Regions from separate parts of the Homo sapiens genome. Here region 2 is linked to region 1. Evidence: chromatin loops called from intact Hi-C (ENCODE). Cell type or tissue: heart right ventricle. All regions are shown on one strand. Links, peaks and the distances in the headings refer to the core of each region. The heading gives the core; the rest is flanking DNA.

Region 1 (5,115 bases), core at 488-4,487:
TATCCTTTTGACTCTCTTCAACTATTTAAAAGTACAGAGAACATTCTTAGTGCAAAGACTGTAAAAAACAGGGGATGAGCTGAATTTGACCTGTGGGATGTACTTTGCTGATCCCTGTCTTAGAAGTACTAAAAGCTAGTGAAATCGCAGTGCCTGTACAGATACCTGAACCTGAAGTCCATGGAGCAGAAACCCTGTGTGTTTATTCTCCACTGAATCTCCATGCTCTGTCTGCTGCATGGCCAGTGCCTGTTTGGTGAATGCTCATAAATATTGAATGAGGGAATAACCAGCAGTTCAATTTACCTGTCAGTAACATGTGCAGAATTTGGTTTCTCAAAGTTGTTTTCTTTTGTCGCTGTTGTTGTTTTGGCCCTGTTTGCTGGGTATCTCAGTGTAAGTAGTAAATAGAATCCATGGCTCTGATGTTATTCAATGCCAGAAAAGAATTTCACACCTTTTGAAACACTATTTGATGGCAGGCAAAGACTGTTGCAGCTGCCTGGGGTATGAATTAAGGCCAATAATAATTAGACTGACTCTCTAGAGTAAAGATAAATGTATGATACAAGTTTCCCTGTCTTCACGACATGGGAATTTAGATGCAGTGGCAATACTTACAGCCAAGTAGATAACTGTTTCTAGGTATTTCTTTTATTCATGGCTGCCTTTGTACTTACATTTTGGAAAGGGCTTGCCTTGGTGTCACCCCTGCTTGTCTCCTTCAGTCTCACCAAAATCTGTTACGACAAGTCTGATTTCCATGCTAGGAGTCTTGTCCTTTGGAAGTTTCCATTGGTTTTACGGAGTTGTTGGATAATACCTGCTTACCTGGCGGTGGTCCCATCTTTTCATGAATGCATTCCCTACCCACTCCAGCTCTCTGCACTCTGCAGAACTCCTTCCTCTGGACATACTGATTGATTGATGGACTGATTAATTAATTCATTCATTTGACAAATGTTCACTCAGCAGCTGATATGTGCCCCACACACTGCCATGCACTGGAAATACAAAAACGAAAAGCAAAAACAAGAACTCCTCCCTTCAAAGCATTCACAATTTAATGGGAAAGCCAGAGAAACAGTCCACGAGGAAAACTTCAGAACTCGGAACAGCTCTCCACAAGCTCTTAACCACACACAGCCTGATAGCTTTCCTTCTCTTTTCAGGGGCTGATGCTGCAGCTCTCTGACTGATTATGGATTCTTGAGGGCAGACACCATGCCCTTGGTCTGTTTCACCTCCAAAATGCCTAACAGAGTGAATACTTTTATACTGATTCTCATGAAGTGTCTGATGATAGATTTTTGCACCACGAACAAACTAGAGAATCGACACTGAAGACTTTATTTTGCAGTTTTGACACTGTGCGCTTTGTTTCTTCATGATCTGGGTTCACCCAGACTTTTGCACTTTGGGTGACCAGTGGATCCAATGGGGGAAAAAGCAACAGTGGGATCTGCAGCCTACTCTGGTTGGTGCAGGGCAGGTAACAGGGCAGTAGTAAACAGGAGAGGGTAAGAAGGGATGAGCTGTTTCCTTGATATCCATCCTCCCTCCCAGGATACAGGCCAGAGTGTTTGGTGGACTCTTAGTAACTGAAAGAACCCACCTTCTAGGACTAGGTGTACCCCATCCCAGCAAGAGTGCCCCACCAGATCAGATCCTGTTGCAGATGACAAGGGGGAGGTGGTTAGACTTTGTTTCTGTAGCATTTTCAAAACAATAGAGCAGCTTAGGCAAAATGGCTGTGCCAAGGAGTGAAGCAAGAGCCTAGGCAGCATGAGCCCTACCCAGTCCCTGCCATCACCATTGCCAGGCATATGTCACCCTGGCCACCTATTCAGCATGGGTACACTGGGCACTCATGGCTCGGTTTTACCCAGAGAGGTGGTGGGGTCTAGTGGTAGGGCTTTGGAATTAAGGATACATACATTGATGCAGTGTCTTATTCTCTCTTTGCAATCTGGGACAAAAGACTTTTTCCCTCTGAGCCTTAGATTTTGCATCCATAAAAGGAGGGAAATAATACCTTTTGCTGTTGTCATGAGGATTGCATGAGAGAATGTTTGTAAAGAGGAAGAAAAGGTGCACCACAAATGGTACCTGGTGTTATTATCTTTCTACTACAGGGCTGTTTTCAGTTCCATGTTCACTTCTGATCAATGCAGTATGTGGATCTGTCAACTCTCCAGACTTCCCTGTTTTCCGCAGTGGGAAGTCAGCCTGATTCACAATGGTATCACCTCCTGGCTCTTGGGTTTGACTTTCCAGAGATCTAATAAGTGGCTCCCATTCCTCCATCGGTTTCTCATCTTCATCCATTGCAGTTCCAGATTACAGATGTCTCCTGCCCTTATAGAATATGGGTTTCACTATTGTTTCTCATTCTCTTTATTGTTTTGGAGCGATTCTTGAAAAAAGGAGAGTGGAACCATCTTTGCTCTGTCATCTAAAAACTTGGTTACCTTTTCAGATACATTGATAAGCACAACACATAATAAGACATGTTAGAATTCAAAAACAAATCCAGATCTTCCCCCTACTCTTTCTCTTTCCCTAGTCCCTTAAATATAAAAGGGACACAATAGCTCGCCTATTCAAGTGGCAAGGCCCGTTTCCTCACCATCAGCACATTCCTCCTGCCCTCTCCCACAGGCCCTGCTCATGGATGGGGCAGTCAAGGCTGGGATTTGACTGACTTGCAGGAATGTGGAATGTAACCGGAGGGAGGAGAACATTACAACAAACCAGCTGCTCTTCAGAGGTTGATTTTCATTTTGGAAAATAGCAGAAGCAATTATCATGGCTCATTAGGAGGCCTAGCATACCGGCTGCAAAACTATATTTGGAAAACTGTATTCACTTAGCTCTAAAGTGGTGAGAGGGTGAGGACAGGCGGGAGGAAAAGGAAGGACAGACCAGGGCCTGCCTGGGCTTAGATTCAGTCTGCAAAAAGGTGATCTGAATTGAATTCTGAGAGGGACAAGAGATGAATGGAGCTGGGACACTAGGCCAAGCATAGCCCTGAGTCTGGAGGTGCTGAACACTGGGCGGCTCCAGCCTTTTGGAAAATTGGGCTCGCTCAACGACAGACCCACCTACCAAGTGGGAAGTGGGTAAAAGATGTACTCTGTTCAATGTGCCTTGCTGGGAACGTTCAGATGTCCCCTCAGCCTCCCCAGGGAGCTGTGGTGTGTGTTTGGGGTCTACTCTGAAGTTTGCTACTCAGTTACATCAGGGGGCAAGGACCTGTGGAACAGGTTTCCATCTTGGTCATTCTGCTGCCTTCTGACTAGGAAGAGTTGACTCCACAGGCCACTAGCTCATGTCTTCTGTTTGCTCCTAACCAAAGGAAGGGTCTTGTGATGGGGATGACATAACCAGGTCAAGAAAAGGATGGTTTGGGAAGCTTATGGGGGTGAAACTACCCCAGAATGAACTTGAGAAAAAATCACCTCTGTTTTCTTTTGTTGGATGAGAACGTTTTGGGCCCTTCATATAAGTTGTGGGATGGACCTATTTAATTTGCACTTGAATATCCCCCAGTGTTGGTATGGTCCTTTATATTTTATGAAGTACCTTTACCAGGGCTGGCTGCTGAGAACTGCTTCCTGCTTAAAAAACAAACAAACAAACAAACAAAAACTGGGAGCTCCTCCAGTAAGGATAAAGATGGAGAAAATGATCTTTATATGTCAGGTATATCAGCATTCAGGTCCTTTGGGATCTGACAGCCCTGATAATGTGTATTAGTTTCTCCTGCCCCATTGATGACATCTGGCTTTCCCATAAAATATCTTACTTAAACTCGGGTAGATATGATTGTTTCCATTTTAAAGGGGAATAAAATGTTCAGAAGTTGTTGTTGTTGTTGTTGTTGTTGTGACGGAGTCTCGCTCTGTCACCCAGGCTGGAGTGCAGTGGTGAGATCTTGGCTCACTGCAAGCTCCGCCTCCCCGGTTCACGCCATTCTCCTGCCTCAGCCTCCCCAGTAGCTGGAACTACAGGCACCCGCCACCACGCCTGGCTAATTTTTTGTATTTTTAGTAGAGATGGGGTTTCACCATGTTAGCCAGGATGGTCTGGATCTCCTGACCTCGTGATCCACCTGCCTCGGCCTCCCAAAGTGCTGAGATTACAGGTGTGAACCACCGCACCTTGCCCAAGAAGTTTTAATGACTTGTCCAGGGCCACCCATCTACATAACAGCATGGCTGAGACATGAAGTCAGGTAACTCTAGTTATTTCTACTTGACCATAGGGCATTAGTCAGGAATGTGTCATCTGTCACAGAAAATCTCGGTGGCAAGAACTGAAACATGTAGAGATTGACTTATCTCTAATCTAGGGAACTTGCCACAAAGAAGCCAGCTTTTCTTGTCTTTCTGGTCTACTGTCTTTACTTAGGTACAGCATCTGCCCTCAAACTCATAAGATGTCTGCTGTTCCTCTCAGCATCCCATCCTCATTCAATGAAGAAGAAAGGAAGGAGGTTGAATTTGTTTCCTAAAGCTCCCCTAACAAAGTACCGCACTCTGGGTGGCTTAAACAACAGAGATTGTTCTCTCACAGTTCTGGAGGTTGGAAGCCTAACATCAAGGCATGGGCAGGGCCAGGCTTTCTCTGAAGGCCCTACGGGGGAGTCCTTCCCTGCCCCTTCTAGCTTCTGTAGGGCCAGCAATCCCTGGTGTTCCTCGGCTTGTAGGTGCAACTCCCCAATCTTTGCTTCAAATGGCCTTCTAACCTGTATGTCTGTGTGACTCCATCTCCAAATTTCCCTCTTCTTATAAGGATACCAGTTCTATTGGATTCATGGCCTGTCCCGGTACAGTAGGACCTCATTTTAACTTGATTACATTTACAAAGACCCTATTGCCAAATAATGTCACAGGTATAGGTGAACATGAATTATTTGGGGACACTATTCAGCCCATTACAAAGGGTTAGAGGCAATACCAGCAGACTTCTGTGTTGTACGGCCACCTCGGTTGCATAGGATCCTAGAAAACCAAGTAGAGGTTGGTAAGGGACAGAGAAGTTGCAATAGAGATTAGGTAAGTTTGACACACATTGCTATTGTTTAATTCACTTTTTTGTTTCAGATGAAAG
Region 2 (5,115 bases), core at 455-4,454, 170 kb before region 1:
TAGCACCTCTGATTTATGGAGTGGTTTTCAACAATATTTGGTGGGGCCTCTTCAAAAAGTGGGCATGGCAATTATTTGAAGGTGAAGTTTTGGGAAAACCTAGGCAAGGGTGGGAAGGGATTTCCCTGACAGTTTTCTCTGCTTTCCTGTCTATCCTGAGAGTTGACAAGTGCCGGGGCTGCTGCTGGGAACACGGTGCTCCTAGCACCCTTTCTCAGGGGAGCCCCAACTGTTCAGCCACAGTCTTTTATGCTTTGAAAAATAAAATAGGTGAAGAGTCAGGAATGTTCCAGGAGAAAGAAACAATAATTGCAGTCCCTAACCAGGGAAAGATTTTGATGTATTTGGGAAACTGAAAGAAGACCAGTACAAATGGAGAAGAAAAAGTTGATGGAGAAAAAGGCAGGCAGTGGATAAGAGGGCTAGGCAGGGGCCAGTTCATGCTTATGAACTCGCAAGGTCATGTGAAGGAGTTTAGATGCTGATTGGAAGTGTATTCATAAACCGCTGGGGACTTTTAAGCTGGGAAATTACAAATTATCTGATATATATTCACATTTAGGAAGATCTCTAAGTAACCCCAGGACATTCCGTGAAAGGCTAAGTTATTGATAGACCTTATCAATACTCAACCCAAGATCTGGGAAGCAAGTTGGAGTGATAACACTCTGTCCCCCAACATTATCCAGTCTGTTGGAGGGCACATCATTTCAGTGGTCCATCTTCACCACCCTGTCATGGCAACAGGTCTTTATTCAAAAATCAAGCTTACTATTTTAAGGAAGACTGGGAAATATTCTGTATCCCAGGCCCCAGGTTAAGATATTGAAGGGGAAGGTCCAAATGAAATTGCACCTTGGAGATTTTCCGGATTAGAAAATCCCAAAAGTGTAACCTGGAGAGAACATAGGGACTTCTTGAGACTTTAACAAATCTTCTAAATGCCACTAAAGTTTGCTTCAGGTCCTTTTAGGTTAGTCCAAATCTGGCTATAATAAACTGTAAGAAAGCAACAGATCCCACTCTAAGGTTCCACCTATTTGGAGCAAAAATAGGTAAAAAACAGGTTTATGTCTTTACCAGTCAGCTTGGGTTTAGTTATGCTGCAGTAACAAGCAGCCCTCAATTCTCAATGTCTTAACAAAAACAAGATCTTTTCTTTCTCAAGTCATAGTTTGCAGGCAATCTGAGCTCTACTCTATGTCATTTGATTCCAGAGCCTAGGCTGAAGGAGCAGTTCCTGTCTGTGCCTCTGTCAGCCTCATGGCAGAGGGAAAGAGCAATGGTGAGACCATGTGTTAGTTTTGAAAGCCTCTGCTCAGGTACGGTACAGGCCACTTTTACTCACATTTCATTGCCCAAAGCAAATCAAATAGCCAAGCCTCATCTTGGCAAGGAGGAAAGTATAATTGTTCTGCAGGCCCTGGTCTGTAGGGAGAACATTGAATATTATAAACCAGTGATACAGTCTCTAGCAATGCCATACTTCGCTTTCTCCCTTTTTTGTGTGTTGACTGTAAGTTGGAAATTGAGTGATGATCTTACATTTATAGACCTGAAAACTGTCAGATAACGTAATTCAGATATGATTCAATCTCTGAAAATTAGCATCATAGGCATTCCTTTTTAAAGGATAAGTTTCTGAAAGTCTGATATAAGCAGTTTAGAAGTGGTTAAACAAAAATTTACTAGAAGAAAAGTCCATTTAATAAAGCAAAGTTCTCAATTTCTAATCTGATGTTGTACCAATCTCTCAAAAATCTGAAACTTACTGCTAGGAGGATTTTCATGCAGGAAAAGAAAGAGAATCTTATATTTCTTTCTTCAAATTAGAGTGAATGAGATAAAAAGAGTATACTGGTACCATAATTTTAGCCAACATTATGTTTTATTTAAGAGAGTCTATATTTTGTGGTTAGCTGTGACATATGAAACTTCATTTCCACCAAGGATGAAAAAAAAAACAAAGCAAAGCAAAACACAAACATGGCTTATGGGAATCAAGGAAAGAAGATGGCAAAGATGAAATGCACGTCACATTGAGTTGAGGCCCTGTCAGCTCATGCCTGGATGATTGTGGTGGCCCCTCCACTCCGGCCCTGACACCGCTTCCCCCTGAGGTCTATTCTCCACACAGCAGCAGCCAGAGTGGACCATCTGAAACGTAAATTGTATCATGTGCTGCTCAGAACTCTCTAACGAGACTCTCAGCTCACTCTGAATGATGCCCAAAGTTCTTCCCATGGACTGGGCGATCCTATGTGATTCATACTCTGATTGCCTTTCTGATCCCTTCTTTCACAACTAATCCCGCTCTCCCACTCCACTGCATGCACACCGGCTTCCTTACTTCTCTTCCCAGACTGCCAAACTTCTGCTCTCTTGGGACCTTTGCACTGGCTGTTCCCTCTATTAGGGTCTCTCGCTTTATCCAAGAGGCCTCTGCTGGCCACCTGATCTAAAACAGCACCTGATCCTCTGTTCCTGTACTCTGCTTTATTTTTTGTTCTCAGCATATATTACTACCTGATTTACCATAGACATGCTCATTCTCCACCTCCTTTCACTAGATTGTAATCACCAAGAGAGGGACGACTTCATTTCTTTCACTATTTTATCCCCGATGCCAAAAACAGTGACTGGCACCTAGTAGATGCACAATAAAATGAAATAAAGGAATGACTGCCGCTGTTCCTAATTTCATCAGATCTGTGTAAATATTTAATATGCCATTATACAGAAATTGTACAGAGTACAGAAATTAACAAAAATGTACTTCCCTGCCTAAAAGATTAGCTACATAAAAATATGATTAGAAAAAAAACCCTACATATTGAATGTTTTAAAACAAAACAAAAAATTTTCTCTGCTTTTTGTTAATTTTCTTCTGTAAAGTGTCGGTGTTTACAATACCTGGAAGTGTAACAGAAGATCACAGAGTCCTGAATCATGGGTTGGATGAAACACGAAAAAGCCATTGGATGCATTTCCGCGTGAATGATTGGCTATTCTTTGTAAACTGATCATAGGAAATTATGGTTATAACAACAAGTATGAGAGTGAAAAAATGTAGCAAATATAGGAAACACAGGAAAAGAACCAGTGGAGCTGCTTAAAAATGAACCCAGGCCGGGCACAGTGGCTCACGCCTGTAATCCCAGCACTTTGGGAGGCCGAGGCGGGTGGGTCACCTGAGGTCAGGAGTTTGAGACCAGCCTGGCCAATGTGGTGAAACCCCATATCTACTAAAACATACAAAAAAATTAGCTAGGCATGGTGGCCGGCACCGGTAATTCCAGCTAATTTGGGAGGCTGAGGCAGGAGAATCGCTTGAACTGGGGAGGCAGAGGTTGCAGTGAGCCGAGATCATGCCACTGCACTCCAGCCTGGGCGACAGGACCAAAACTGCATCTAAAACAAAAAAAGAACCCAGGGTCTGAACAGGTCGATCAAACAACTACCAGAAGGATGACTTTGTGAAGGTAGTAAACAGTCAGGCTAAGATCAGATCTGCTGTCAAGCTGCACACTCTGATGTGGGCTGTGCAAATGAGTTGCAGATCAGGACTTTAGTAACCTTGGAAAGTCACGTCCTGAGTTCCCCTGTTCTTCTGTTGCCGTGAAGACAACTGCAACCACTTTTCCCCACTTTGATGTCACCCTCTGGTGAGCTGCCAAACCATGCATGAGTTGTTCCATCCGAGCTTTTGTGCACGTGGAGAGCTGGTGACTGACTGCATAAGGTACTGGATGCCTGGCTTCTCCACGTAACTCTAAGCTCCTGAAGGATGCTGGCTGCGCTTAAATTTGTATTCTATCCAGCTCAGCCCCCTATAATGACACATGGTGAGTCCTTCCTATATACTCACTGAAAGAATGACATTATGGAAAGATTGAGTTGGATTTTCTCTGGAGATTTAACTAATCCTTTACAGTGATTATTAGTGATCAAGATGCTTGACTCTATTACTTGAGTGTAGAGATGATTGGCCGTGACCACAGAGCCCTTAGCTTAGTAAAGTTCTCCTCATCCCTACAAAATGGAAGCCCTTGGCCAGGCTGAGTGCCTTGGTCCTGCAGGATGAGTGGATCTCACAAGGCGGCCTTGAGGAAGAGATCCCAAGCTGAGCTGGCCACGGCCACCTTCCTTGCTAAAGTAGAGAACACTGTGCATGTGTACAGGTTTTATCTTTGGCTGGTAGGGCCTGGAATTGTTAGCAAGGCCCGTGTCACACACAGAGCACATCATGTGCTTCCCTTCCAGCTGTGAGACAATGCAAACATCTTCATCTTCCACCCAAGCTGTCAGACCCTGTAGCTTCAGAAGGCTAGACCCAGACGATGAGCTAAAAGTTCATCCTTGCTCTTTTCTGTTAGACAGTCTAGGGGCAAGGTATTGTTTGCATGTTCAAAAAGGCAGAGAGGAGAATTCATGCATGTAAAATGCATCGTATAGTGCCAGACACATAATGGATGCTCCATAGAGGTCATCTCACATAACCTTTGCCATAACCTTGCCAAGTAAATATTTTCATCCTCATTTTAGAGGCAAAGAAGTCAATACTCAGAGAGGTTAAGTAACTGTCCATGTCAGTCATGGTTCTGGCAGGAAAACCAAGACCCACTCCAAAGGGTTTAACAGAAGAAAATTTAATGAAGGGCACGCTTTACAGAGGTGTAGTCAGGCTTACAGGTGCTATCTAGGGATGGCGAGACACCTGGGGATGAACAGTTCTGGGGAGCTGTGACTTGCCCTAGGCCTGAAGGGCCAAAGGTGGGGATGAAATTTGCAGAGCCTACGAGTGCAGGTGCTATGGAAGAGGGATGCAGCCTCGTTCATGCCACACGTTGGCCGATGGGAAGGCCCAGTACAAGGAGTGCAGGTGATCCTTTCTGTCTCTGGGGTTCAACTTCTCAGGTAAGGCAGCAGGGAGGATGGGTTTTGGGGGTAGGCGGTGATCCGAGAATAACAAGAGCATCTTCCAGTGTCTCCAGCTAGTGGTACTGGGTGCAGGGGGTGGGTTTGTAGCCAGCTGTGACTCTGAAGTCTTGTAGTCTTTGCTAAGAAGAGAAAAGGAGGAGAAAATCTTTTCTTCTTTTCTTCCCTACATCTCAA

What was found. A loop is a pair of places that touch in the nucleus more often than their neighbours do. Peaks named below come from ENCODE experiments on the same cell type or tissue, not always from the same donor. Only the 100,000 strongest peaks of a DNase experiment are listed, where the experiment ranks them.
Region 2: a loop joins it to region 1, with 24 times the contacts of the local background. A loop is called at or near these places in 3 of 110 quality-filtered maps.

What each region holds. Positions count from the first base shown.
Region 1 is chr6:14,398,668-14,403,782 of GRCh38, forward strand. No RefSeq gene overlaps it. Among named protein-coding and RNA genes, the nearest start is that of LINC01108, 120 kb to the left of the region's middle. In heart right ventricle, for the core only: no CTCF peak of the experiment used is centred there; no DNase peak of the experiment used is centred there; H3K27ac peaks cover 772 bases.
Region 2 is chr6:14,225,142-14,230,256 of GRCh38, forward strand. No RefSeq gene overlaps it. Among named protein-coding and RNA genes, the nearest start is that of LINC01108, 58 kb to the right of the region's middle. In heart right ventricle, for the core only: no CTCF peak of the experiment used is centred there; no DNase peak of the experiment used is centred there.